Linked DNA regions of Mus musculus: region 2 is linked to region 1. The links are chromatin loops, found by intact Hi-C in ENCODE. Cell type or tissue: left cerebral cortex. All regions are shown on one strand. Each heading gives the region's core, and the rest is flanking DNA. Links, peaks and the distances in the headings are about the cores only.

What was found. Hi-C counts contacts between places; a loop is a spot of excess contacts. Peaks named below come from ENCODE experiments on the same cell type or tissue, not always from the same donor. Only the 100,000 strongest peaks of a DNase experiment are listed, where the experiment ranks them.
Region 2: it touches region 1 in a loop (2.3-fold over the local background); 2 of 42 quality-filtered maps call a loop at or near these places.

Annotation. Positions count from the first base shown.
Region 1 is chr5:43,041,790-43,052,896 of GRCm38, reverse strand. No RefSeq gene overlaps it. Among named protein-coding and RNA genes, the nearest start is that of Gm43700, 8.8 kb to the right of the region's middle. In left cerebral cortex, for the core only: no CTCF peak of the experiment used is centred there; a DNase peak (open chromatin) is centred at 3,997.
Region 2 is chr5:42,976,302-42,987,408 of GRCm38, reverse strand. No RefSeq gene overlaps it. Among named protein-coding and RNA genes, the nearest start is that of Gm43700, 57 kb to the left of the region's middle. In left cerebral cortex, for the core only: no CTCF peak of the experiment used is centred there; a DNase peak (open chromatin) is centred at 6,333.

The DNA of each region.
Region 1 (11,107 bases), core at 952-8,951:
AGAAACTATGGTCACATGTGAATGTGTTGTTAAAACAAACATCAGCTCTGTGGCTGGTTTGACTTCACTCCAGTGTGAAGGAACTATTGGTTTTAGTCACTGCTCCTGGAGACTGTGACCATCAGCCCTCAGAAAACACTGGGCCCAGGTCATGAGACTTGCTTGTCAAGCCCTGAAACACCTAGACTCAGCAAAGCCTCAGGGTTTACTAGCAGAGAGGTCTTTGTTGTTATGTGATCTGCAAGTGGATAGTCATTGCTTTGGTTTTTTGCTCCCATCAATAAACTTGTTCCTCTGTCTCTCAAAGTTTGACATTTCTAGACAGCCAAGAGCATGGATGCATTCACTCCTGCCCTCTGCCTTCATCTGGGCCATGCCTTCCTACTACTGTCTCTCCCTTAGCCTCCAACTCAATGAAGCCTACACTCAAGGGTTAGACCCAACTCCCAGCGTTTTGGGAATACAACAAGTGAAGTGTCTTTGGGTCACATCTAGACACTTCTATGTGACAGAAAAGTAGTGACATTGTTTCTACAAATTTTTAAATGAAAACCAGAATCAATACTCATGGGGTTGTTACTATTCATGCTGAGATGAATAAATGGGAGGAAATATGTAAAGCAACGAAAAGGACCTCCAATGTAGGAACTGGGCCATTCAAAACATTTCTCTGCCACTAGAGTGAGAGTAAACACTGTATGCTGTGGTGGCATATGCTTTCATAGTTCTATTAGATAAAATGCACAACCCAAATGGTATCATTGTATTTGATGTGTTCCAAACAAACTTTTGTTTTTGATGTTTTAAGGTTTCAGTATATAGCCCACAATATATGACCACTCTTGCCTTTGCCTCCTGAAATGTGGGGACTAGAAGTGTGTGCATCATGCCTGGCACCAATAAAAGTATTTATAAACTGGCCTAGATTTGCTTCCATCACTCCATCACTAGGCTCTTGGGTCCTAGTAGCAGGTTATAACTTGGCTTGCCCTTTGTATTTCTCTGTTGACAAGTATGAATGAGGCTATCTTTCTGCCAGCTCTCACTTGTCTTCCTTTTCCTTCTGCAGATACATACTCATACAGACATCTCTTCTCCCCAGGCCCCAGGGTACTAAAGAAAGGACACAGGAGAGATGCTCAAAGCATTTGATGGAATGAAATCATAGAGGTTTCACTATTTTCCAGACCCAAGTGCCTCAGTTGCAGTGGTAATGGCCGTGACACCAAAGAAAAAGATCCTGGTACCCAGGACCAAGGGGTGTGCTCCTGCTGCCCGAAGAAGAGGTGTACCTTGCAATAAAAATGCAAAGACTGGCCCATAGGTAGCTGTCAGCAGCAGGGTTGATGGGTAGCTCTGAAGAATTTCATCATGCCAACTGCACTGTGGTCTCCACTGACAGCGAGGAGACTCATCTTTTCCTGTCTTTTGCAGAAGCCAGTGTTTGAGACCCTGGGCAGCCGCTCATTTCAGAGACCACAGCTTGATAAAAGATGGACAGAAAGGGAACCAAAAGCAAAGAGGATAGTGCTGGCCGCATGTGTGTGCCAACTCCGAAATCGAAGTGACCTGCTGGGCTCCTGCTTTCCTATCAGATTTGCTGCCACCCTTTGGATTTAGAATGGGAACTGGACTCTTAGATGTTGCTAGCTGGAATGGCAGTGATGCGGTGACCTGCCTGGCAGTTATTTTGCTGATCTCAATGTCCTGGCCAGAGGGCAAGATAAAAAAAAATCAAGCTTTCTTCTCTTAATCTACTGTGTTGCACCAACTGGTCTTAGCAGTCTGTTGCCTGCCAGGATTGAAGTCCTCTCAGCTAGTTTCAAAAGCTCAGGGAAGGGCCCAGAAAGACCAGGCGAGTCATCTGGTCACACCACAGGGTACTGGAACATAGCCAAAGACCCAGGAACACCAGAGATGAATGTGGGTGAAGGGAAAAACAAAAAACAAAAAACAAAAAACAAAAAAAAACAACAACAACAACAAAAAAACAAAAAACAAAAAACAAAACCCTGGAGTTCTTGGCAGGGGAAGGGAGCTGGATTTTAATCTTAGACCTCTATGGTTGAAATACAGGACTCACTCTATAAACGAAAGATTCTCTCTCACCTTCTCTCTCTCTCTCTCTCTCTCTCTCTCTCTCTCTCTCTCTCACACACACACACACACACACACACACACACACACACACACACACACACACACAGACAAACAGATATAGACACCCTCCCCACAACCTTCCCACACACACCCACCACTGGAAGATTCCTGCATGGGTATCCCTTGTTCTGAAAATTTCATACATTGAGAACTAAAACCTCACTAATATCTTTTAATGCTATTTAAGAAGAGAGGGCACTTGGAAGTGACTGGCTCAAGTGTTATGTTCTGAGTGACATGGACTCGTGTTATTATAGGGATAGCTTTGTTATAATATAAGACTCTGACATTACCTTGCCATGCAGTGCCTGCAATAGGTTACGACACAACAAAGCTTGATCAGGTTTCAGTGTCCCTACATCTTAAAATACATGAAATAAATGAAACCTCCATTCTCTAGCCTGGAATACTCATTCTTTGCATCAGGAAATGATATATTCACACTTGTAAAGTAAGGATAATGTCACCACTCCCTCTAGTTCTCTAAAAGTGATGTGGCATCATGAATTGAAAGCTCCAATCCTCAGAAAAGGCTGATTTTTTTTTTTTGCATGTGTGTGTGTGTGTCCCTTTATTGTAGCCTCATTACACAGTACAGACAGAACCAATTATCAAGACTCCTGCAGTGTAGACCTAACTCTTCCAGCCTTAGCTCTACGACCTCATGCTGGGAACTGCTTCCCCAGGGTGTCCTTACCTTAACATCAAGAGGGGAGACCAGATTCACTCTTTCTGCTCTACTATCCCAGGCTCCCCACAGGGTAGAAAAGACTTGCCACAAACCACAGTCTTGTAGAGATTTGCCTTTACTACCCCAGCTTTAGAAAGTAGAGGTCACAAGTAGATACATTAGAGAAACATGGCAAAGTCTGGGCTCACTTTACCACTCATTAAGTTTTATTGCAAAGTAGTAAAAGAATCCTTCCAACTTTGTAGCCCCTATCCCTATCACCATCATTACCACAGTAGCGGTAGTAAATATTCATTAACTGCTTCTCAAACTGTTTCATTTGACCCCTACAAACAACTCACAAAGCAGATACCATTATTAACACCACACAACAGATGAGGAAATAGGACACAGAGCAGGGATCCTCGCCAGGGTTATGTAAGCTTTGATCATGGTGGCTTGACTTACCAGTTAGACTTGTGGCCATGCACTTACTTGGCAAATGATGTCAACAGATCAAGCCACAGGCTATAGAACATTGGGTAGAGAACTTGGGTGAGTGTCTGTCCAGAGAGCAGGCACGCAGTGTTCATCTGGTGCCCATCCCTGGCCCACTGAAGGCCAACACCAAATTGCACAACTTTTCTAGGCCATGAAGTCCTAGGTTGGCTGGGACATGAGAGGGTCATGCAAGAGAGTTCCATCTATAGTCAGGCTTAGTTGGGTCAGGGTGCCTCATGGATGAATGCTAGTACCATGTAGCCAAGGAAATGCATTGGCTGTACTTGGTGGTGCTAGAGAATGAAGGGGAAGGCTATGGTCAATAAGAGACATGGAGTAGTTTATGTTCAAGGAGAGATGGAAAACAGAAAATTTGGTTGGCTGGTAGAACCTTTATAATGCTTGGTTTGGTATTAAAAGAAAAACTTCATTTGCAGATACCATGAGTCCTTGACTATGCCATTCATTCAGATTGATCAGAAAGGCCCAAAGTCATCCTCTCTGGAGAACTTTGGAAAAAGAAAAATAAGACAGAGTTGCTTGTGATTGTCTAAGAAATTTCCTGAATGTGGTCCCAAGTGCTTCTCTGACAACACATTGTCCAGTTAGCATTTTGCTTGGCAGGAACGTCTTGTCATTTCTACACAGACACACTAAGAATAAACCATGAGTCATTGAGCAGCAGCGTGGTGAGGCTGTGGCAGAGCTGGGACACACTCAGCTCATGTGCCAGTCCCCTAGGACAGCTTTATGCATTCTTTTCAGAGGCTATGATGGCTTCCTTTTTTTTTTTTTTTTTTTTTTACTACTAAATCTACTCTCTGAGACATAGTATTAGACAAGTCTGATCCTGCTGAAGTGCTGGAAGCTCCCCGCTGCTCTGAAGATGGCCTACCAATATGTGACAGTTCTTGCTGGCTCTGGACTGAGTGTCTCTGAATTGTCAGATGCTCTTATATACCAATCCCCTCCTAGTTTTCTGGATACCCGCTCATGTTCTGACTGCCTTCCGCTCTCTCATAGTTTTCCCTCTTCCTGGAGCCTGCTCTCCTTGTCTGAAATGGCAGGTATTTCCTCATTCTCCTATTTCAGTTGACCATCCCCTGTCCAGGGGAGACTTCCTGTTTCCTAAGCCATGTCAACCACCGAAGTCCTGCTGCACCTCCCATTGTGAAATGCACCACTGTGCTGCCTGGCTATTTTTGACTCTCTCTTCCTTACAAGATAGTGAGCTTCACTGGCCAGATAGCCTGCCTAGGATGATCAGGGCTCTTTGCACTTGTGGAGTTAGTGTGGAAGAGGCAGGGAGTTAATTCCAGATCACTGAAAGCCGAGTCTGGAGTCTAGGAACTCCAAAGTCCCCGTCCCAGATTGCCTATCCAGATCTCGTGTCTCTGCACCAACCATGTTAAAAACTGGCAAGAAATGATTCTTCCCGTTCTTATGTTCCCCCTTCAAATATTGCAGACCGCTCTGCTCTTTGTATTTTCTCTGCCAGTCAAGATTTATGTCTTAGCTCTTTCACACTTTTTTTCTATTTCATTAATCTCCTGAATGCACTTTGGACACACTCAAGCTCCCATGGGTTTTGTTTTCTCACCCTCCTTTCACTTTCCTAATACCCTTAAAAAAAAAAAAAGACCTGGAGTAGCAAAGCTCTTTATTCATTGACTCTGTAGACAGTTACTGAGCTTGGTAAGCAAAATAGTGAAATGCAGAAGGCATGGTTCTAATCTTCTAGAAGCCATAGTTCTAATCATGCATGCTTCTGTGCCAGGATGGGACCATACTGGGGCATTCCTTCATATGGCTATCACACAGGATGCAGGCCCTTTGCCCTTTGCCATTTGCCCAGTGTTTTTGGAAGGCTATTCCTGGATCCTCTGATCCCTTCCTCATCTTTCTCCATACTCTGAGTTGCAAATTTTCATCCTCACTGGGATCATGGAAGGTACTAGGCTGCTCTTCCTGGCTAGCATCCTCTCTGAGAGAAGATTAAACACAGTCTGGAGTCTGGAGACCTGGTTTGAAATTTAGGTTAGAAAGCGGTCAGTCTGAGTTAGGAAGGCCTGCCTTTGTCAGCAAACTGACAGAGTTTGCTGTTTGCTGCTGCTGTTGTTTTTGTTTGATTGATTTTGAGAAAAGGTTTCTCTTTGTAGCCCTGGATGACCTGGAACTCACTCTGTAGACCTGGGTGACCGCAAACTCAGAGATCTGCCTGCCTCTGCCTCTCAAGTGCTGAGATTAAAGCTTGTGCCAGTCACCATGTTCAGTGAATTTTCTGAGTTTTAATCTTAATTTTTTTTGAAATTTATTTAATTTGACTTTATGTGGGATAGTATTTTTCTCTTAAAAGCCAGAAGAGGGTGTCAGATTCCCTGGGACTAAAGTTACAGAGGGCTGCCAGCTGTCATGTGAGTGTTGGGAATCGAACCTCCTCTGCCTCTGGAAGAGTGCTCTTCAGATCTCTGAATTTGACTCTTGACCATGTTTATTGCTAATTGCATACATTAGAAAGGCTTGTCAGGTTCCCTGCATTAATCACCCATGCAAAGGAAGAATGGCTTGTCTTACAGAGGTTTTATGAAGACAAAGTGATGGATATTTCTGGGACAAGGATGCACCAAACACCAACGTTTCTCCTAAATCAATGACTCAGCATAAGGACCACAAGCTGCCTTGTGGGACTGTGTCATGGCTTTGTTATAGCCTTAGAAATGAGCTGCCTTCTCGTGTAAAAACTGTAGCATGACTTTAATGAGACATTGTCTCTTAGACACACAGCTAGTCCGAATGCAGTGCACACTGACATTTTTATATTTAACCAAATGGAAAGTGTACACTTAGAGAAAGATTATACCTGGTCTGCAGGACCCATCTTCCCATGTATCCTGAGGCAATAAATTCAAGCTGTTTTTCCCTATTTTGCAGAACTGCTGAGGGACTAAAGGGAGATGCCAGTTCCAGACACAGGGAAGTAGATGCAGGACAAGTTCCAGGCCTACCGAATTCCTCCTGTCTCTGATCATCACTTTGGCTTTGATTAGGAGTTTACTGAAGCATCTGTCTTAAGCATCAGATTCAGGTGTTGGGACTGCATACCTAGTCTTAGAGTCTATGTCCCATCACAGAGCATGCCTGCAGGGAAACTGAATTCATAATGTTGTGATACTGGGATTTCCTAAGCCAGGGGTGTAACTGGGCAGAGAAGGGCTCCAATAATGCTTCGAAGCTCTATCCATTCATTTACCAGTTCTTGGCATTCTTTTTAGAGATGTCTCTGTGTTTAACAAGGTCTTGTATTTTGGTGACTAAGCATCCACTTTCAAGTTTCTGTGTGTGAACTTGTAAAAGAAATATTTGAAAGCCCGTTTCTGCTGGGCATTGTGTTGGCTATTGAATTCAGGAAGATACTAGCAAGATCTTAGTTGAGGTTCCTCTAAGAGTTAAGAGGACAGAATGGTTGCTGGTATCTTACCTAGTCAGTGGTGGGCTGGGGTAAGGAGTGGAGTAATGAAATAGGGAAGTGAGTCAGAGAAGGGAAATCAATAGTGATATGAGATATGGGGTGTGGGGGGGTCTTTGACAAAGGGCCATCTAGTAAATATTTTGGACCTGTAGGCCCCGTGGCTTTTGTAATTAGTTACCCATCTCCGACTTTATAGCATAAATATAGTAATGAGAAACATGCAAATTAGTGAGTGTGACTGCTTCAGCAAAACTTTATAAAATCATGTGTCTGGCTGCATTTTGGTCATCATTTGATGACTCATGACCTAGAAGGTCTCTGTTTGGGGCAAGTAGGGAGATGTTGAATATTTGCCTCTGCAGATTTGTTCTATAGATTGCTAAAGCTTACGGCAGGTCTCTACCTGCAGGGTCTAAGAGGGTTGCTTCTGTGCCCCTGCTGGCTCTCCCTAGTTAGCCTCTAACCTGTGCAGTTTGTCCCAGGAGCAGTGAGCATATTCCTTAGCCCCAAAATACACTGAAGCCAAGAGGTATCACCTATTGAAGTGTGTACTAAATACATGCAGGTGGCACTGTGGGTTACATGGGGATACAGATGAGGTACACAAAGCATGGATTATATAGAAACTCTACTTTAGAGTAGGCTAAAAGCATGTCCCTTTAAAAGGTGAAATCACAGTTTCTGTTTACCGGAAAGAACTGTTCTAGATGTTACCTATTCTCTATCCCACCAAACACAGAGAAGGATCACCAGGTAGAGACTGTATAATTCTGGAGAGAGCACATCTGTAACCACTAGCTGAGGGTTACTATGGGACAAGTACTATGGTAAGCCTACTAGATGTATTAGCTCATGGAAATCTTTCTCATAGATGCCTCTTTCCCCCTTGTTTTGTAAGTAGAAAAACAAACTTAAGGAATTTACAGAATTTGTTCAACAGATTCATCGTTATCACTCAGCAAATGAAGAGGCTACCTGTAAATTTCAGCAATTTGCCAGTATGATTTGTTTGAGATCAAATTAAAAAAATGTTATCAAGATTCTACGAATAGATATTTTCTAGGGCTGATTTCTAACACATACACACACACACACACACACACACACACACACACACACACACTCCAAAACCTAGGTGACAAAGAAAACAGAGATATACTTTCTGAAAATTAGGTATCTGAAATCAAGGTATTGGCAAAGTTAGGCTTCCTTTGAAGATTTAATATAAGATTCTGTTCTTGTTTCTTTTTATCTCCTGGTGACAGCCATCCACAGTGGCATTATTCCTTTCATATGCATCTTCTATAGGGTTCAACCCATAGTCCAAACCAGTCATCATATCAGGAGCAGGGATTCCATGATGAATAAGGCATAGTTCTTATTTGGAAGCAAATTATGAGGGCAAGTTCAAATGGTAATTTTAAAAAACGGACAGATAAAGAAAATGTAATTCAACCAACCTCACTGCAATCGAGTTGGTGAGATGCATTTTCTCCTGGCTCTCCTGGTTTCCATGTTTACTCTTGTCTTATTTTTGACCATCATTTACTGATCTCTGAGGCTAGGGGGATGGTGTTTTTTTTTTTAAAGTAGTGGCAATCATGACGTCTAGATGAGGATAACATCCTCTTTCCGACATTAGTTTCTTCACCTATGAAGAATATTCAGCAGGACACATTAGTGGATCTTAAATGAAGAAGGTTCTAGAATCATCTGAAGAGACTACAACTGCTGAAGTGTGGATCATCTACAAACCTCCTCATTCAGCTGTTCTGAGTTGGGATTTTTATTTATTTGTTTATTACAAACTACAAACCCTGTCTATATTATTCTATTATGAACCCACATCAAAGAGCATTGTTTAAAATCATTGAGCCTCACCTGCTCTGCCATTCTGATCTCAAGTCAGCTATACACCTTTAGCCTCAGGTTTAATAGTGCCGTGACCTGAATGTTTATATTTCCACAAACTGTGTATGTTGAAATCCTAACTCCCAGTGCGGTGATTTGGAAGTGAGCTCTTTGGGAGGTGATTTGATTTTGGAGACAGAGCCCTCGTCAATAGAACTGGAACTCTCATACAAAGACAAGAGAAAACCAACTTCCACTCTTCTTTTAATGAAAGGGGGTAGCCAGAAGAGATATAAGACAAGAGTCATGCTGATAACCTTGGCCTTAAGCTTCTGAGATTCAGGAACTACCCAAAAGAAACCAAAAGAAATTGACATCATTTCATCTCTCCTGGCTGGTAGAGTGTTTGTTGTGGCATCGTGTAGGTGTGGTTTTTGGTTTTAGTTTTTGTTGTTGTTTTTTATGTTTTTAACTTGTTCGTTTTTACTTGAGTTGAGTTTGGGCAGGACTCCATGGGTGTTCTCCCAAGCGCCTTCCTCTTTAACTTCTACAGCACTGGCTCTGAAAGTGTCCAAAGTTTCTCCAAAGATGTTAAGAGGACTGCTTTGCTTGGGAAGTCCTGAGAGGCAGTTTAGGAGTGCCCGCCTTTAGGATTGATTTGCTTCCTGGACAAGCCAGCCTTTTGGTGGGCATGGCTCGGCAACTATGAAGAAGAGTGAGGTAAACACATTTGTTTCTCTATGGGGCTTTGGAATCCAGGTGATAGAAAAGTCTGGAGAAAATAACCTGCTTGGTGGCTAGAAATCAGAGTATTTATTGTGAGCAGAGAACCAGGGGAGGTATTGTAAATTTTAGTGGTTTTTGTTGTTGTTGTCGTTGTTTTGTTGTTGTTTGTGTTTTTAGTTATTTTTTTCTTCACTGTGGCCCTAAGCCAGACTGTTCCTAAGAATTCAGACTTTCTGGCTCTTCCTACGTGTCTCTACATTATTCCTTATTTAATCTCTCTGAGTTTCAGTTTCTTCACCTGGTAAGTGATTGTGACAGGGGAACTTGACTCATTAGATTGTTGTAACTTGGGTAAAATTGCATGCAATGTTGCTTGTAAAGTGCTGAGTGTGCTGCCTAGCAAGTAACATCTAATCCACGTTTGCCACTGCTAAACGTTTCTCTAATTATTGTCCTGTGAGCCTTGTAAGAAACGAAGGGCCATCAGCACTTACTGTGACAGACACTGGTAATCAATGGTACATGCAGGACCTCAGTTGATGTCTACAACAAATGCAGGGTGGGAATGAGGACCTCAGCTTCAGACAGGAGGAAACCATGCCCTGGGATGTTAAATGTTTCCAGAGGTCTCACAGTGAGAAATGGAAGGAATGAAATGTTAGCCATATTCTCCTACATCAACAGTGCCTTTGTCTGAATGCCACTGGGAAAAAATGAGTAAGAGAAACCTGTGACAGAAGGAGGAAGAGATCATCTTCCGGCATGTGTTTGGATGTTTGCATACGTGCATGCTTTTGGACACACTCATCTGGTGACAGCTGCCCCTTTCAGAGTATTTCACGGTCAGTATCTTCAGTGACATTTTAGTTATCATTTGCAATTATCCATCAGTAAGCCAGTTTCTTTGTCACCAATCTATGCCAGATTTTTCCAAACTTAAGAGCCCATACTTCAGCTCAGCAACATTGCTATCAAGCTTGACAACTTGGGTTTGTTATCTGGAACTTGTACCATGTTAGGCAAGAACTGACTCCTACTAACTGCTGACCTACATTAGGACTCCTCACTCAACTTCCTTGTTATTTCACCTCTTTGAGGCTTAATTCTTTTATCTGTTGATCGGGTACAACGTTGTTAGGTTATTATATGTTTTTAGGTTTGTTTGTTTGTTTGTTTGTTTGTTTGTTTTTTGTTTTTTTCTCGAGACAGGGTTTCTCTGCTGGCTGTCCTGGAACTCACTCTGTAGACCAGGCTGGCCTTGAACTCAGAAATCTGCTTGCTTCTGCCTCCCAAGTGCTGGGATTAAAGGCATGTGCCACCACTGCCTGGCTCAGGTAATGATATGGTAATTTTACCTACCAGGTGTTTCCCAAATCAAGTGAAGAGATATTTGAGAAGAAAACCAAAACAGCCTGAATGACCAGCCAGATCTGGATTTGGATATAGTGAATTTTTACTTTAAGTTTATTTTTAAATTTAATTTAGATTTATTAAATTAAATATACTACCTTTAATTTAAAAGTAAATGTTCATTTACTTTTTGATTCTATCCACCAAAGGGAACTCCCTTTTTGTTGACTCTACCTAGTAATGGAGTCAGAATTATCTCATAGTTGCTATATAGTAAGTATGGCCTCTAGCTTTGACAGGATGAAACAGATGAACAAACAAAACCCCTAAACAAAACATGAAACAAACCACCCTGGGAATTCTAGTCTAACAGGAAGAAT
Region 2 (11,107 bases), core at 1,598-9,597, 66 kb after region 1:
ATATTTTATTTACTTATTTATCTTTTTGATGTATGTGCATGTGCTTATGTGAGTTTATATGTTTCACATGTGTGCAGACCAGAAGAGGGTGTCAGAGTTCTGGAATAAGAGCCCAAGGTGGTTATGAGCCACCCTATGGATTTTGGCAAAGGAGCCAAGGTCCTGTGTAAGAGCAGGAAGCTCCTTCAATGACTGAATCCCTTTCTCGGCCCAGACCCAGTATTTTTTAGTAAACCATATTTTGTTAACAACTTTATTTTATCTATATGTGTGTATGCATGTATGAATGTGTATGCCATAGTACTTGTGTGGAGGTCAGAGGACAACTTGTCGGAGCTGGTTTTTCTATCGTGTAGGGCTTGGTGATTAGACTCAAGTCATCGGGCTTGGGGTAGGCATCTTTAACCACTGAGGCATCTCACAGGCCCAGTGACCTAGTTTTTGACAATCTGCCATGACCACTTTATGCTTTATTCTGCCTAGTTTGAAATATGACTGTCCTTAGATAAAATCCCAATGGGCTTGTTTTCTGGTTCCAGTGTATTCATATGTCATGTATTCCTCCATTGGAGTCAGATTAGAGGAACCTACTGCAATCAGTTAAACTGAGTGTGGTGGTATATAGTCTTGTACTTGGGAAGCAAAGGCAGGAGATTGTTGCTCATTCAAGACCAGTTTGTCTATAAATTGAGAATCAATCTTAAAAACAACAACAACAACAACAAAAATAAAAACTATACAAACAAGTAACTCTGGGAGACAGGAGCCCATTTCCTTAGAAGCCTCTGGGAGTCTTTATACCAGCTGCTGAATGTGAATGGAGTTATCAGGTGGGTTGCTGATGTTCTCCACATGTTGCCACATATATATTTTAATCTTCACCACGATCTATTAACTATGCATAATTATCTTCATTTTTACAAATGGTGAAACAGGAGCTTAGTGATGTTAGGTAACTTGCCTGAGGTCATGGAGCTAGTTCAGGACAACAGCATGACAGGTTAGGTGTGGTGAGGCTTAGATACCACTCCACACTTAGCACGCCACCCTGTGGCCAATTTGTGGGAGTCCCCGTGGTTATGCCTGCATAAACCCTCGATGGATTCCCCAACTAGGCTCTAACATAAAATGGGAGCTGAAGACAGGAAGAGAGAGTGAGGGCAGTCACAAAAATCTTGCAGTTCAGTAACTATGTATTCCCTCAGTGAGCTCCTCTCACCTGATCGTTGTCCTTTCCACCCAGCATGTGAGAAAGGGTCTCCATTGGCATAGTCACATTGTGACTTTGCTTCCTATTGCTTGTGTAACACTGAGCTATGAGATGGACTTCTCCTTTAGGGCTCCTGCACGTTTCTAGGTTTAGGCTCCAGAAAGCTTTTGGGTTCAAACTCCATCCCAAGGCCTTACCAATGGGAATTGGCTTAATCATTCATGAGCATTACTTTACTTCCTCCATCTGTAACATAGAGGCATTGAGAGGATTCAATCAACTGGAGTAAAACAGGCTCATGGTTTGACGTCAAGGACAAATGGGTGCACAAACTCTCTGTCTGTCCTCTTCCCAGCAAGATAGTTCATCTCTGGGAAACAACACAGATTTTAGAAACTTATACTAGTGCCTCACACAAATGTTATAAACTGAGAAATTAAATCTGTGTAGTTGAGCTGTCCTTGACCATACCCCTGAAGAAGAGCAAGAATACATTCAATGAGATTGTTTTGGGACATTTCCATATGCTTTAAATATTTCTAGGTTCTAGTTACTATTTCTCAAGGACCAAACTGGCCTGCCATCACCTGAGCAGCCCACTTCCAAGATGCCTGACAGTAAGGTCAAATGAGGAGAGACTTATATAGTTCATGATTTCGGAGGACTTACTTCACTATATGAAGGAGGAGGTGGCAGAGGAGATTGGTTTAGCCCATGACGACCCAGAAAGGAGGAAGAAAGGGGGTGTCATTGCTCTGCTGGCTTTCTCTTCTATCCCTTTTTATTCCATCAGGGCCTGCCCATAGCCTGCTGGGCTGGTGACAATCACATTCAGGATAGGTCATTTCCATTCTCTTAATAATATCTGGAAATACCCTCACAGACATGTACCCAGAAATGTATCCTGTCAGTCTTCTAGTCAATTCTAAATCCAGTCAAGTAGGCCATGAAGGTTAGCCATCGAACAAGTCAGACCTTAGGGATTTTGTCCATCCAATCATGCTTATAGGAAGCAAAGATTAGAACTCTCTTTCCTCAAAGGAATAGTTTCCTTTCTGGCCCTGATACAAAGAGCCATCTTTCTCTTTATTAGGACTGCCAGGTCTTGGGTTCACTAATCCTAAGCATGGAGTTCATTTATTTAAATGCTCAAATAGAAATATCATGAACTTCCTAATTTGGGAAGGGCAAAGAAGTTTCTCCCTTGAATATGCAGTATGTGTGTTTGCTGCTTCTTCTTATTTATCTTCCTGTTTTTGTTATTACTTTGTTGTTCTTGTTCTTTCCCTCCCCCTCCCCCTTCTCTTCCTCCTCTTCCTCCTTCAGACAGGGTCCCACAAAGCCCAGGCTGGCCTTGAATTCTCTATACTTGAGGATAACCTTTAATTCCTCATCCTCTGGTCTTCACCTTCTGATTTCTGAGATTATAGGACTACACCCCCATGCCAGGCTATAGATATACACTGTGTTTGAGAGCCTATTGGGATATGGAAAAAGGAATAAGAAATGGATTCATTAATGTTACCCAGAAAATAACTAATAAGCTACATATATTTATTATTAATAATAGGCTTATGGTACGGAGAGATGCCTCAGGAGTTAGTAAATGCTGGTTACTTTTGCAGAGGAATGGAAATAAGTTCTCAGCACCCATACCAGATTTCTCAAAATTTCCTGCAATTTCATCTCCAAGGTATCTGATACCTTCTGGCAATGGTGAGTACCCACATACATATGCATGAGCACACACAGACACACACACACCATATATATTCATTAATAAAAGTATAAAATATTTAAAATAATAGCAACAATCAGCTCACGAGACATGCAGGTTGAAAGTCTCAAGCTCTGTCATCTGCAAACTAGAAATCTAAGACTCTATAGAGCCAAGATTTAATCTCACCAGCAGACCCAAGAAGCAGGGTACTGATGGTGTAAATCTCAGTATCAGAGAAGACAAGCATGACTGATAATGGTCAAGTCCTCCTTATCTTATGTTTTGTACTCTTTAGGCCCTCAACAGAATGGATGACTCTCATCCACAGGGGAAGAGCGAGCTACTTTGGGACAGCCCATCAACTGAATGCTAGAGATATGCTCAAATTGTATTAAATTTGGATATCTATGGACCAATCAGGTTAACACTCAAAAGTTAATGATCATCAAAAAATTTGTATCTCTAAAGAAAGCAAAATAATTCACATGAATGTAATGCTTCACAAACAAATGAGTTTTAAATATCTATGGATGGTAGACTGGTGAGATGGCGTAGAGGGTACAGCCCTTGTTATGTAATTGTGACGTCCTCTGCTCTAATGGGCAGAATTCACATAAAGCTGTGTCTGATAGAATATGTTGTTTGTAATACCACTTAGCTTATGGTAAGTTGGTAGCTGGAGACAGGGGAATTCCTAGAACCTCCTGGGATAGATGGCCAGGCATAGGTGCAGTAAAACAACAAAGAGAGCCTGACTCAAAATAAGCTGAAGGTAAAAGCTGTTGTCTGATCTCTGTGTATGTACTGGCATTCATAGGAATGCACACAGGAATACACATGCATATACATAAGCACATCCCACATGACAAATGACTAAAAATAAAAAAAATCCATGAATTTATAATTAATACAAGAAAATGGATGAAATGAACTCCATACTGTTACAAATATTATTGATACAAGCAAATGTATCTAACATAGTGAATACATTCTAAAAACAATGTTATGTGCCTTTTTTTGGTTTTGTTTCTCTTAATATACTTTGTGGATACTTTTGTAGATACTTTGTGGATACTTCAGTACACATGACTCCATTATATTATTGCAGGATATTCTTTATAATGTTCCATTATATTTAACTATTCAGATATACTATAACGTTTGTATCATTAAACATAGATTATTTGCAATTTGGAAGATTTTATAAAAAAAAAACCTTTTATTTATTTTTATTTTATGTATACGAGTATTTGTTGCATGCATGCATGTGCCCCATATGCATTCCTGGTGCCTGGGAGGCCAGAAGAAGTTTCAGGTCCCATGGAACTGAAGTTATAGATGGTTGTAAGCCACCATGCATGTGCTGGGTGTCAAACATGCTCTCTACAAGAGCAGAATGCCCTCTTAACTGCTAAGCCATCTCTCTGGCCCTCTTATTTGCAACATTTTATTTTTCCTTCCCCAATCCACAATTAGTACCCTCGACTTTGCATTGTTGAATGCATGTGTGGGTAAATCAACTGAAGAACAATCTCTGGAGTGGAAATTCTGAGTTAAAAGTATTTTCATGGATATTGACCTTTTGCCAAATTGACCTTCAAAGAAGTTACGCCAATTTATAGCCCAATCACTAGTGTGTGAATATCTGTTTCCCACAAATCTTGCCAAAGCCATATTTTGTAATTCCTTTTAATCATTGCCAATCTGATAGGCAAAATAAAAATATCCTGCTGTTTTAATTTGCACTTATTAAAGCAATAAGCAAAGTTAGACATCTTTCTATGTAGTCCTTTGCAAGTTATATCATTTTTCTTTTTCTGAACAAATACTTAATAGGTACACAATAAATATTTTTGGGCAATTATATACACAACCTGTGCTATTGTTCCTTTTATTAATCTCAATGAATTCATTATAAAGTAACAAATTAATAATCTTGGTACAGTTGTTGCGTCTATTTTTATGTTTGTCATAAGTCTTTCAATTTTGTGTGTGAATTTTGGGGAAGTAGTTATATAGAAATATGATCTTCATCATTTAAAATAGTAACATTTATGATTTACTTGAAAATAATTTATACCTTTCATGTCTTGGAACATTTTTCTTCATTTCTCTGTGTAAACACAACATTCTTAATAAGCCTCCTTTGCCTCTGGAACATTCTTTGTGTGGTACTTAAGTTTTTAGAGAGCGCATAGATTTCCCTGTGGCTATCAGACTCATATTCTATTCTCTCAGTTCATATTATGAGCAGCACTTGTGAAAATAATGGGATTATTTACCTGTTTCAGAAATTCTGCTCTTTGTTGACTGTTCCTGGCCATACAAACCCCTCCAAGTCTCACATGGCAAGGGATCCTAGGTTTTTTGTTTTTTGTTTTTGTTTTTTTTCAGGAATTCATGTAGAGACAATTTTTCCCATTAGGCTGCTTCTCCATCTGACTTCCGTGGTCCATGGGTTGACACAGAAGTCAGATCCAGAGCGTTTCTGAGTATGTAGAGTCCTCTAGGTCCTATCCTCGGTAAATGAGCTGGACTACCTGCCTTTGAACAATATTGAATGAATCTCAAGTCTGTGGCTCCATGGGGTCCAGCCCCATGGGTTCTGCTGCTTCAGGTTGTTTAGCATACTACCTTATATCTACACTTTTGGGAACAGACTTCTTGAACTTGCTTTATCTTAGATGGAGGATGACGACTCCCAGCATAAGGATTGGAATTTTGACTACTGACTCATAGATCTTGTTATGGTTACTGTGAGATTGCAATCATAAAAGTGCCCTTGCTTGAGCACTTTAGGCTTGCATTCCTCCTTTCTGTGGGCCTCATCTTAGTCTGTCCTCCTATTTTCCAATATACATGTCTTTTTATTTTAGTCCAGGTCAGATTCTGCTATAAAACTTAGACTCATAACAGACGTGAGAACTCCTCAGGTATGCCCTGGGACACAGGGAAAAATATGGCCCCAAGTTCTGACTTGGTTCAGATCATTGTTCTCTTTATGAGACTTTCTACTGGCCACCTGAGACCATTGTAAGACTTTCATGGTTTCTAGACCTCAAGTTTGGGAAGATTGGGTCCCCCTATAATACCAATAAATCTAGGCCTATGGATAGTCAAGGACTTGGCAGAACTGAAAGATTCTGCTCAAAGTTTCATCAGATGGTGATTTGCCCAAACTAATTGTCAACTGGTTTTTGAGACCTTTGCTGGCTGTTGGAGTCAGAACCAGGAATCCCTGCAATCTGTTTGTGATTACAAGGCTCAGCTTGCTCCACCAAAGAGCTTCTGGCGCCTTTCCTCCTTAAAAACACATTCAGCACATTTTTAAAAACCACAATGAGAAGCCCTCCCTGAGAAAGTGACTAAACACTGCTTAATATTCTGAAAGCATCAACAGCCACTGAAAAGCCAACCATAAAAAGTTGAAGAAAGCTGACTTGGCACTGGGAGGAAGCCAGCTGTTGCTGGCCTTTGATTGGTGAAGGTTGTAAAACCCTTTGTTGTGCTTCACTGTCAAAGACTCCTTATTAAATTTACCTCCCAGCTTGCATGCTGGACCATTCTGGATGCATCTGTCCTTCTGGATACTTTAGATATACCAAGATATTCCTGTCTTTTGCAATTTCCCCAATACCATAGACAATGGTTTGGATTATGACACTCCCAAAAGAATGTCTTAACTGTCAGTACCTCAGAATTTAACTTTAATTAAACATGTTGGTACTATAAATGTAATTATAATGAGGTCAAATTGGGCTATGATGCTTTCTTAATTCGGTAGGACTTACATCATCAAAAGAGGAGAAAGGAACAGTGTGACTGCTATGTGATGACACTGAAGATTCCTGTGATGCATACACAAGCCATGGATTAGTGACCATCACCAGCATCACCAAAACCCACAATGCCATTCCACAACTACTATCTATGATGTCACTGCTAGCTACTTTCTCATTGCTGTGACAACATATTTAACAAAAGCAACGTAAGGAAGGGAAAGTTAATTGTGGCTCAGTTTAAATGTACACTCTATTATGCAGAAGGGTTAATGGTGACAACTGCTCTACCTGTGGCTACACAAGTGTCTCAGTCAGGGTTTCTATTTCTGCACAAACATCATGACCAAGAAGCAAGTTGGGGAGGAAAGGGTTCATTCAGCTTACATTTCCACATTACTGTTCATCACTAAAGGAAGTCAGGACTGGAACTCAAGCAGGTCAGGAAGCAGGAGCTGATGCAGAGGCCATGGAGGGATGTTCCTTGCTGGCTTGTTTGCTTCCCCTGGCTTGCTCAGCCTGCTCTCTTATAGAACCAAGACTACCAGCTCCAGAGATGGTCCCACCCACAAGGGGCCTTTCCCCCTTGATCACTAATTGAGAAAATGCCTTACAGCTGGATCTCATGGAGGCATTTTCTCAACTGAAGCTCCTTTCTCTGTGATAACTCCAGCTGTGTCCAGTTGACACAAAACTAGCCAGTACAACAAGGGTGAGGTGGTTGATAACATTACAGCAATAGTCAGGAAGCACAGGATGCAAGATACAAAATGCCTTCTGAGAGTAGAGGGAAGCTATTGAAGAAATTCATTGTCTATGTGTTTAAGTGTAGATATAGGTTTTAGAGGAGGACTATGGTATCAAATGTACACATTGTGTAAGAGCCTAGCTTATTATGATCATATTCCATTTACAGATATTTTAGGTGGTCTGATTTCAAACTATATCATGAATATTTAAATCATGCATAAGACAGGAATAGGAGTGAGATATAAAGTTTTGTGTTGGGGACCAATTATAATGATGTGTTCTTTCACCAAAGTCACATACTAAAATTCCAACAGCAGTAACTCAGAATTTAGGGAGAAACTATCTTCCACTGATAGGTGTTCAAATTAAAGTGAAGTTATTTTCAAATGGCCAAGAAAGATACCATTTGAATATGTATACAAGTGCTACTACCTGTGCACAAGTATGATCATGTAAAGACACAGAAAGAAAGATGCCACACATCCGAAGGCCTTCAGAGATGCCCCAAAAGGAACTAACTGACCAACATCTTGATCTTAGGTGTCTAGGCTCAAAAATCATGAGAAAATAAATATATTTTGTTTTACCTTCACCAGCAAACTAATAGAGTGCTTATGTAGGTTTGAGTGCACTGAGGGGTGGGAATAGTAGTGGCTCACTCTCAGGAGTTTTGTAGTACCATGTGCAGAATGAGATGCCTATTAGATATCACCAGGTCTCCTGGTGCTCTGTGAATCTGCACATGGATGCTATTCATTATCATGGGGGGCAGAGTACAGTTTCGCAGGAGAGCAGGGAGGGGGTAGCAGGCAATCCTTCCCTGGCTGTTTCTGAGCAGATGCTGAGAAAGCAGCCCTGTGGTACTGGAGGAGTTCAGAAAAGGTGGTGCCCAAGGATCTTCAAGAAATGAGTGATTAGTTGGGTGTGGTGGCGCATGCCTTTAATTATCATGTTTGGGGAGCAGAGGAAACCTGGGCAGCATAATGAGTCCAGGTCAGCTAAAACTGTACAGTAAGACCTGTTTAAAACAACAACAAAAACTTTCAATAGAAGCAAAAACACCTACAAATGTCATGGGGATTTGGTATCATTAATAAGGTGGGAAAGATAATTGGCTACTAAATTTGACAACATAGAGTTTATTAATAACCTTGAAGTGGTATTTTCAGTTGCAAGATGAAGAAAGTTTTTTTGTTGGTGTTGTTTTGGTTTTATTTTGTTTTTCTAAACTGGGTAAAGCCAAAAGAAAAATTTGAATCTAGAATTGTGCTTTTGAGGAAAGATGTTTTTTAAGGGAAATAGGAATTTAGGAAGTAGATAACTGGTGACGTGGGAGGGGTGGGGACATTTTATGACACATTTGAATGCTGTTGGGTTAAGTCTAAGAGTTGGGGAAGTATAAAGATTTAAATAGTGGGAGAAAATAATATTGGGGAAGAAATATTCTTCAGCAGGTGAGAACAGACAGAATTCAGGTCAAAGAAATGACCACAGTACTCTGGTTCCAGAGCCCTCTGCAAGACTCACTGTAAAGTTGAATTTCCACTGTGAGAGTATTGAGGTCAGACCTTCAAAAGATAGTCAGGTCACAAGGCTCTTCTCTCATGAATGGACTATCCCACTATCACAGGAGTGTGTGAACCACAGCGAGACAGTCTCTGATGGAAGTGTTAAGTTCACCCACATCCTATTTGTCTCCTGTGCTGATATGCCCTCCTACCACACAGGATATGCTGCTCTTGGGTTTATGCAAAGCATCTATGATGAGATTTTATGTATTCTATTACAGCAGAGAAGAAAATTAGGCTAAAGTAGATGGGAACAAGAATGCTCATCCACTTAAGAAGAGGCAAGCTGGAAGACTTGATGGTGCACTACCTTAATCTCAGCAATTAGGAGGGCGAGGCAAACAGATCACTATGAGTTCATGACCAGCCAGGTCTGCATAGCAAGTTCCAAGATAGTCAGGACTACACAGAGAGATCCTGTCTCCAAAAAACCAATTATTTATTAAAGAAGAGAAAGATGAAAATTTAGACAGGTGAATACAGTGTAGTAGATTAGCTTTTAGAAAGATTTGAGACATGAAAAGATACTAGTACAAAAGAAAAAGATCATTCACTGAGTTGAGAGCTGAAGAAAAATCTTCAGCTTTTGGCCACTTAGGCCAGTTTAGCATTTGTGAAAAGATCTAGGAAGACATAAAACTGGTATCCCCCACAATGAGGAAGTATGCCAACTGAATAGGTAAGCCACGGTTGGTAGGCAGGGTTGAGGGGCAGGTGAAAGTTTGTGATCATAAGTTTAAAATGAGACCAGTACCTTATTTTCTTAATTTCTTGTTACTTATGGATAGCAGCAAAGCATTTACTATGACTTAGTTATTCTGTGCTATGCAGCTATAGAATAGGGAATGAGGAAGAGAGACTAAGCTGAGGGAGTGATCAAGGGTATCCTATAACTGTGAGTATGGCTTCAGAAAGTAACATGGTTTGGATATGGAATGTTGGAAAGTCTAGTGTGGTCGCATGTTGGTTGCTCAATGTAGCAATGTTCAAATATGGGCTAGGAAGTGGTTGTTCCATGTGAGTTCTGACCATAACGATGAATCTGTTTGTGGATTCACTATCTAACAGGCAACTGGGAAGTGATGATTGCTCCCTCCTTCCCCATTTCTCTCATATATGTATAGGATGAGCTGTCTCTTGCCACATCCTCCCTACGATGATGCTCTGATTTGCTATAGACCCGTAAGGCTGGACCTAATTGGCCAGAAACTGAAACTTCTAGAATTGTGAGCCACAACATAGCTTTTTTGGTTTTTATTTCTTTCAGGCATTTTGTCACAGTGACACTAAGTGACCAACTATGTGGGAAAGTGAAAGAACAAAGACTTAAGAGGAACACAATTCTGATATGGGGCCAATAGATGGATCTCCTAGTGGAGTCAAAGAAGGGATTCTGTGCACTGAAGAGTGACCTATGGATAAAAAGGTGAAGGAATGACATCTTTGAATTGGAGGTAGGACAATTGTTGGTGATTACAGGCCTTGTGGACCATAAGATTAGATATTCTAAGCTACCTAAGAATGCTATAGACCCAAGAAATCAGAGTATAATGAGCATATGTTAAAGTCAGCAAGAAAAAGAATCTAGAACTGACTTTGGGACTTTATCCCCTAAATTTTTGCCTCTTGGTGTTTTCTCTTAGTTAATATTGACTTACCTCCCTAACTTGGAAACAGAAATGAATCATATCACTCAAATTTAATTCACCAGTTAATTCTGGTGGGTATAACTTTAAGATACATATGGAACCCAAGACTGAAATATCTGTCTCCCATATTATCATAGTAGCATGTCTATTACACAGATCCTCTGCCCCAAGCCCAACCATGACTTCACCCTCGTGTGAACTAATTTACACATTCTAGCACCTGCACTCTTCCCTCTTCTCTGCCTTTATCACCTCTCTCTTCTTACTCTGTTCTGGCCATACAAGCCTTCTTGCCTTCCTGGATAGTTGCTACTAGTCAACTATGTAATGATTGTGTCTGGAATCCTCTTTCTGAACACACATGGATAACCTGCTTTGACTGCTGTCACTTTGGTCAACTGTCACCATCTTGGTACATTTCTTTTCCTTGT